2 separate regions of the Homo sapiens genome follow, and region 1 is linked to region 2. Evidence: chromatin contacts called from ENCODE Hi-C data. All regions are on one chromosome and are shown on one strand. The core of a region is the stretch at or near the end of the contact, and the rest is flanking DNA. Distances in the headings are between cores, read along the strand shown. Region 1 holds the start of SPRED1 (sprouty related EVH1 domain containing 1). Region 2 holds the start of AQR (aquarius intron-binding spliceosomal factor).

Evidence for each region. Hi-C counts contacts between places; a loop is a spot of excess contacts on that map. Pooled maps may share reads with other maps.
Region 1: a loop to region 2 is called in a pooled map, with 8 times the contacts of the local background. The contact joins the promoter of SPRED1 here to the promoter of AQR in region 2. A Hi-C loop is called at or near these places in 7 of 50 pooled maps.

Annotation. Positions count from the first base shown.
Region 1 is chr15:38,251,486-38,255,361 of GRCh38, reverse strand. It overlaps SPRED1 (sprouty related EVH1 domain containing 1), which reads right to left and starts at 2,526. Exons shown (of 7, transcript NM_152594.3): 1 at 2,145-2,526. The coding sequence starts at 2,176. RefSeq lists silencers at 2,317-2,366, 2,377-2,436, 2,617-2,716, 2,817-2,866, 2,877-3,176 and 1 more.
Region 2 is chr15:34,967,531-34,971,519 of GRCh38, reverse strand. It overlaps AQR (aquarius intron-binding spliceosomal factor), which reads left to right and starts at 1,778. Exons shown (of 35, transcript NM_014691.3): 1 at 1,778-1,981. The coding sequence starts at 1,907. RefSeq lists enhancers at 1,675-1,784, 1,835-1,984, 3,153-3,717.

The DNA of each region.
Region 1 (3,876 bases), core at 1,277-3,776, 3.3 Mb before region 2:
TGAAAAAACGATTTTAAAAGTCTGGGTGAGTGAGATAATTTCCAAGTTGTCCCATACTAAGTACATTTAGATGAAAAAAAAATATTTAAAGCAATCCTCTCACTGAAGATTGCCATCGGTGTTTCAAATATCAACATCTTGGGGATTAAATCACTGGGAGTATTTTCTCAATTTACTGTAATAGCAGTGGAACGCACTATCACTATACAAAAAAACCTGTTGTCTCAATTTATTTATGGCAAGTATTTAAAAAAATGGCCATTTAGAAAAAATATATTTTACTTGTGTTAATTCACATTCCATCATCTGCTTTTTTTATTAGCTGCAACCAGAAGGAAACAAGGAGATATTCACTGCTTTAAGAAAAAAATTAAACTGGTAAGAAGTCTTTTCCCATCTCTAAAAGAAAACTTAACATTTTTAATCCAAACTTTTTGAAAGATACCAATAAAAGTTACCGTCATTCGGTTCAGCATTTTTAGCAGTTCTTCTCCTAAATAACCATTATCTGAGATAGACTTCTTGATCTCCCTCAAAGTAGGTCTAATCTGCAGAAGGCAGGGAGAGACTGTACTGCACTCTGAATGGACAGCCAGGTATTTTATGAATGGAGGCGATCACGTGATCCCAGCACCTCCCCGAACTGATATTTCCCACATAACTGTGTCAACATTCTCAGAACAGGGGTAGTTGTTTGTGTGTGCGTATGTTTTTAAATTTAACCTAAAATTTCACATTCTTCTTACCTTCTGAACTCAAAAATCTACACACAGACAAATAAGCCGCGAATTTTTTTTCTTGGGAAATCCTTTCAAGATGTCCAAGGTGATGGATGTTTAATTATTTTTTTTATGAATGAAGAGTGTGCTATGCAAATGAGGGCGATTCACAAAAAGAGACAGAACATGGCTGCCACTTCTGCTTCTACACTGCACTGACACTGCAGCAATGTACCTCCTTCTACACCCGCTCAGCAGAAGCGTGTGTTTTGGGGTGGGGAGGGAGTAAGGGAGGAGGAAATGTTGTTTGGCCTTTCTCTAGCTATTTTACGTTAAACAGGACTCGGTACAGACTTTAAAAAGTTATTTCAAAAAGGTCTGACTTTAGTAATGCACTGTATTTAAAGGAATGCATCCAAATGACTAAGTCCTAACTCACTTAACTCTTTCCAACCCTCCGAAGATAAACAAAAGTTGAACTTAATTACAAGAAAACGGATGCTAATATTCTGCTTGGAATTAAATCCCTTCTCAATAGAAAAGTGTTGCCAACCATTATTTCTCCACGCAGCTGTCACGTTAAAGCAAAACATTTAAAAGACGAAGTATTTCGTTTGGAAAGCAAGGAGAAAGCCCAAATAAGCTAAAACTTAAACCGGAATGCTCTAAAAGTTAATGAAATCACCAACATATTCAGCAATGTAAATTCGGTTACATCAACGTAAATCATGTGTTTTCACATAGCTGAAAGGTAAAAATTAGCATTCAAAATTCTTCTCCGTTCCTGAAGACACGTCCAATATTCACAAAGGTAAACTCTAGCTCAACATCGCCCACACTCCAGGTGTCCTTAATCCTATTAAATTCTAAAAATGTTTCCCTAACCCTATTTTTTACAAGAATCTTACAGGTCATAAGTTTAAAAGGGGGAGGGGGGAGAGGGTGAAGGCTTAATCGGTATTTAAGAGTCACTGACTCATCGAATTAAGATTCAAGAGCAGTTTGCTGCAGGAGGTGCTCCCACACATTAGTTTCCAAGTGAAACAGCTATAAAGGAAGTAGGATGGATACTGAAGGTATGGTGACTGGTATGTGAGTGAAAAAGGACGGGACAGGGGTCTCACAGGCAAAGGGGTAGTTTCTACTCCACTTCCATCCATCCACATTATTCCCTCTCATAGACGTACAATTGCCATCCTCTCCCAACACTTAATCCCCTACCCCAAAAGAAAGCAGCTAAATGTGGGAGGATGGGGAGGGGTGCTGCCACTAAAAATGGCTAAAGAAATCAGCTATCTCCAGAAGATGCACCGAACTCTCCAGGGTCGCAAGCTTTCCGGCACCCAAGTTTCGGATGGGTCTGGGGGAGAGCCGAGGGCGGATAGGGGGAGGGGGATTAGCAATCGAGATCAATGAGGCGCTTACTCGTTGTCAGAAGTCGCCGTCTCCTCGCTCATCTTTCCCTCACCGTGATCCGATCTGGAGATGGAGGAGCAACAGCAGGCGGGGGAGCAACAGCAGCACCGAGGGGCAGGAGGCAGCGGCGGCCGGGGGGGCGCGGGGGCAGCGGCACAGGGGCCTCACCATGGTGGATGCCTCACCCAGAACGGTACCCCCCCAGCCGGGAACCCCGGCCACCCCCGCAGGGGGGTGGCGGCAGCAACCTCCGCCGTGGCGACCCCAGCCTCTTCCCCCGCCTCAGTGCCCAGCCAAGGGATCCGAGGAGGCCCGGTGGAAAGGGAAAAAGAGAGGGGCTGCAAAGGCTGACTGGAGAGCTGCTCCTCCAGCCACTGGGGTGGAGCGCAGCGGGGTCCGGCCAGGAAGGAGTCGGCGGGCGGAGAACCCGGGAGCAGAGGCGGCGCTTCCCTCAGGGATGCGGCGAGGAGGAAGCAGAGCTCCGCTCGGTGGGGGCCGGCGGGGGGGTGCCGAGCCCAGGCTCCGGGCAGCGGCGGCGCGGTCCTGCCGGAGCCCACCCCACCATCTCCCGCCTCGCCGCCGGCTGCCCCTCAACCCCCGGCGGCGTCTGGGTCGGTCCTCAGGCGCCGGCAGAGCAGGGCTAGGGGCCCCGCGGCGGCGGATTCCTCCAGACACGCTCCAGCCGGGACTCCTCCTCAGGGGGGTGGAGGGGGCGGCGGGGAGCGTGTGAGGCGAGGGGCAGGCAAACCGATCGTTCCCACCCGGCCGGAGAAGAGCGGGCGGGCCCGGGTCCGGGGGGCAGGATCCCGAGAAGCGGCGGGAGAGGACAAGAGCGGCTGCAGGTTCCCCGCCAGCCAGTGCCCACCAGCAGCTCAGCGGGCCAGCTCCTCACGCCCGAGAGAGGGGAGCCGCGAGGGGGGCGGCGGAAGCGCTCACGCCGCCCGCTCCTTCCGCCGCCGCAGCCGCTGCCCGAACCGGGGGCGCCCGCGAGAGAAGGAGGCGAAGTAGTCCCTCGCGACTTCTCCCGGCCGCCCGCTTTCCCCGGAGGCCAGAGCGGGCGCGGGGTGGGGCTGCCGAGCGGGGTGCCCAGGCTGTGAGGGTGTGTGGGTAGGACTAAAAGCCGCGGCCTCCGGGCGAATCACTGCAACTCGAAGTCATGTGCAGCATAGCAAGTTTCAGGAAAGTAGTTCCCTCCTCCCTTCATTTCCCAAATCGTTGTCGAGCCACTTAGCGGAGAAAGGGGGAGGGAGGCGGAGGGATATCCTCCCTGCACCGTGCTCGGTGTGCGTGCGCGCGCTCCAAACTCTTGGCACGCCGCGAAAGGGGGCGGGGGTGGGAGCTGCGAGGGGAGCTGCTAGGGAGGTTGCATTGTTGTGGCGCGTTACTCCCCGTTACTCTGCTTGGAATATCCGGGTTGCTTGAACGAAGAGGCTAGAAAGACAGTGTGCTCAGAGGGGAAATCTGGAGGCTACTCTCTTCTGCCGTGTGTGTGTGTGTGTGTGTGTGTGTGTGTGTGTGTGTGTGTGTGTTTTCTTTGCAGAGCAAAGAATGGAACTGGCATGAGTTCATCTTTAGTTAGTGGGGGTTAGAAGCAGGGACTGCAAAGAGAGCTCCTCCTGCTGTCCCCCTGGTTGCACTGCTGCAGTCCCCTAGCTGCATGCACGAAGTGTATGTGTGTGTGTGTGTGTGTGTGTGTGTGTGTGAGAGAGAGAGAGAGAGAATATGAGAATGTATGTGTGTT
Region 2 (3,989 bases), core at 529-3,028:
TGGGCAGATCACGAGCTTAGGAGTTCAAGACCAGCCTGACCAACATGGTGAAACCCCGTCTCTACTAAAAATACAAAAACTAGTCAGGTGTGATGGCGCGTTGCCTGTAATCCCAGCTACTCAGGAGCCTGAGGCAGGAGAATCTCTTGATCCCAGGAGGCAGAGGTTGCAGTGATCCGAGATCACGCCATTGCACTCCAGCCCGGGCGACAGAGCAAGACTCCATCTCAAACAAACAACAAACAAACAAACACACCTATCGTATAACCCAAATATTTCACTCCTAAGTATTTAAGAGCAAAGGAAGTATATGTCCACATGAAGACTTATACACAAATGCTCATAGTGGCTTTATTTGTAATAACTGAGAACTTGGAACAACTCAAATGTCTATCAGCAGATGAATAGTTTATCAAACTGTGGTATATCAGTAAAATGGAACGAATGTTAAGCAATAAAAAAGGAATGAACTACTGATACATGCAACAACATGAATCCATCTCAAAATCATTTCGTTGAGTGAAAGAAGGCATGCACTGTATTATTTCATTTATATAAAATTCCATGAAAAGCAAACTATAGTGACAGAAAGCAGATCAGTGGTTGCCTGAAAAGTGGGTGGGAACAGTGAAAGGCACAGATAGCAAAAGTTCACGAGGAAACTTTTAGAGGCTTTGATATGCTCATTATGATTTTGGCAATAGTTTCACAAATGTATGTTCATGTCAAAACGCATCAAATTTTACAACCTAAATATGTGTGGGTTATTGTATGTGAATTATTTTTATTATTATTTTATTTTTATTTTTTGAGGCTAGTCTCGCTCTGTCACCAAGCTGGAGTGCAATGGCGCAATCTCGGCTCACTGCAACCTCCGCCTCCCAGCTTCAAGTGATTATTCTCCTGAATCCGAGTAGCTGGAACTACAGGCGCGCGCCACCACGCCCGGCTAAATTTTGTTTTTTAGTAGAGATGGGTTTTCACCATGTTAGCCAGGCTGGTCTCAAACTCCTGACCTCAGGCAATCGGCCAGCTTCAGCCTCCCAAAACGCTGGGATTACAGGCGTGACTACCGCGCCTGGCTGGGTTATTGTATGTCAATTTTTACCTCCATAAAACTGTTAAGGCCTGTAATCCCTGCACTTTGGGACCCTGAGGCAGGCGGATTACCTAAAGTTGGTGAGTTCGAGACCAGCCTGACCAATACGGAGAAACCCTGTGTCTACTAAAAATACAAAAATTAGCTGTGCATGGTGGCGCATGCCTGTAATCCCAACAACACGGGAGGCTGAGGCAGGAGAATCGCTTGAACCCGGGAGGCAGAGGTTGCTGTGAGCCGAGATTGCACCATTGCATTGCAGCCTGGGCAACAAGAGCGAAACTCCGTCTCAAAAAAAACAAAACTAAACTAAAACACTGTTAAGGGCAGTTAAAACCCAGCCCATATTCCCAGGCTGTTTTTTTTGTTTTGTTTTGTTTTTTCTTTAGGGTTGAAAAAAAACTAAATCCCCATTCACCGCACACGGCACTCTTCACTAACCACGAGAAACCCCACCCAACACCATCCACCGGGTCCCTCCCTTGCCCTCCTAATCCCGCCAGCGAGGTGTCTTCTCTCTGCCGCCCGCTAGAGGGCGTGTACAGAGGAGGTCAAAGCTCTTGGCTCGCTAGCTCAGCCCCAACGCCTGCATGAACTTCCGGCTACACGCCATTCCGCTTCCCGAGGAACGCTTGGGCTGTTGTACGGGTTCCCTACGGGACTCTGAAGGCTGAGGATATCCGGCCCGGAGCGTTTGTGCGGCGCGGAGTTAAGCGCCCCGGCAGTAACTTAAGGGAAGTGGACCAGGGTTGCCGCTGCCCAGAGCGGTCCTTTAGTTTCCACTGGAGTGGAGGGAAGAGTGCTGCCATGGCAGCCCCTGCGCAGCCCAAGAAGATCGTGGCCCCTACGGTGTCCCAAATCAATGCGGAGTTCGTGACCCAGGTGAGCTCGGGCGAGTCTGGTGTGTGTGAGTGGGTATGGACGTCGTGGCCCCGAGGCCTGGTGGTGGGGTTTTTTTTCAGGATTTAGGAGTCCGGAGGAGGCATTCGTTTGTTAATTGATTCACACACGTCTTTTTACTGAGTATCAGCTCCGTGCCGGCCACTATGCTAGGTGCTGGGCATACCGTGGTGAAAGAAGCTGCCCTGCCCTGGGGAGTTCATGGCCCAAGGAAGACAGACGCATGAAAATAAAACTACTGTATGAGTTTTGCTGTGTTGGAGTTTGTCTCAGGAGCAATGGATTCAGAGAGGAGGGAACACCCCAGTCTATCTGAGACTGGCAAGTAGGCTTCGCAGCAGAGTGATGCTGGACTGCCTCTTCAAGTAGGAGTAGGCTTTTTCCTGGTCCTTAGAGTGTCCTGAGTTTTTGAGCAGCGATGAGAAACTGACAAGACACCTCCAAATAGACCTATCTAAAAACAGAGTAATTCTGTAGTTTGAGAGCGTTCATTTAGAATCTGTTTACTATCTTGCATTGTGAGCCACAGTTGGCTTTGGATAGGGAACCACAGTCCTGTGGTTGTCAGCATCATTCCTCATTCTTATTATTTATTTGTGAATTGCATAAGAGTGTAAGTAGTTCAATGTAGAAGTTATCATGCCCACCTGCTTCTTTATTCTTTATTCCTTGTCTCAACAGATTTGCCAGGGCAGAAGCCTAGGGAGTGATTTTGAATCCTCCCTTTCCCTTAGTCCCTACATTTCTACATTCTAAATATCTTTTGAATCTATCTGGTGTTCTACATCTCTGTCACCCTAAGCTTGGTTGCCATTGTTTTCTGCCTGGACCAAGGTATCGTAATCTGTTATATTGTCCTTCCTCTTGCTCTGCTCTAGCCCATTCTTCATGTTGCTTTCCGAGTGATTTCATACAAGTGCAAATCTCATCATATCACTTGCCTTCTTAAAATTTCTGCCTTCCGGCCGGGCGCAGGGGCTCACGCCTGTAATCCCAGCACTTTGGGAGGCCGAGGCGGGCGGATCACGAGGTCAGGAGATCGAGACCATCCTGGCTAACACGGTGAAACCCCGTCTCTACTAAAAATAAAAAGAAAAAAAATTAGCCGGGCATGGTGGCAGGTGCCTTTGGTCCCAGCTACTCGGGAGGCTGAGGCAGGAGAATGGCGTGAACCCGGGAGGCGGAGCTTGCAGTGAGCCGAGATCGCGCCACTGCACTCCAGCCTGGGCAACAGTGCGAGACTCCGTCTCAAAAAAAAAAAAAAATCTCTTCCTTCCTTTCCTTCCTTTTCTTCTTTCAAGATAGGGTCTCACTATGTTGGCTGGGCTCCAGTGAGCCTTCCACCTCAGCCTCCCTTGTAGCTAGGACTACAGGGACTACACTAAGGCTGGCTGTCCTTAAAATCTTCAGCCGGGCGCGATGGCTCATGCCTGTAATCCCAGCACTTTGGGAGGCCGTGGCAGGTCGATCACCTGAGGTCGGGAGTTCGAGACCAGCCTGACCAACATGGAGAAACCCTGTCTCTACTAAAAATACAAAAGTAGGCAGGCTTGGTGGTGCATGCCTGTAATCCCAGCTACTCGGGAGGCTGAGGCAGGAGAATTGCTTGAACCCGGGAGGCGGAGGTTGCAATGAGCCAAGATCGCACCATTGCACTCCAGCCTGGGCAACAAGAGCAAAACTCCGTCTAAAAACGAAGCAAAAAAAAAGAAATCTTTAAAGAATTCTAATTACCCTTAGGTTAACGGCTGAAATCCTTCATAGTGTTGTGTGATTTGACCTGTGCTTATATCTTCAGTTTCCTCTTTTTCCTCTTCCTTTCTAACTCTGTGCCTTAGCTGTACAGAACTTCGTTTATTTGAATGTGCCATGCTATCTTTCATCTCCTGGCTTTTCAACATTGTTCCTCTGCTAGGAATCCTCATTTTTTTTCTCCCCACCTTCCTTTATTCATTCTCAGCCTTCTACACTACTTTAGAGAGGCTTTTCC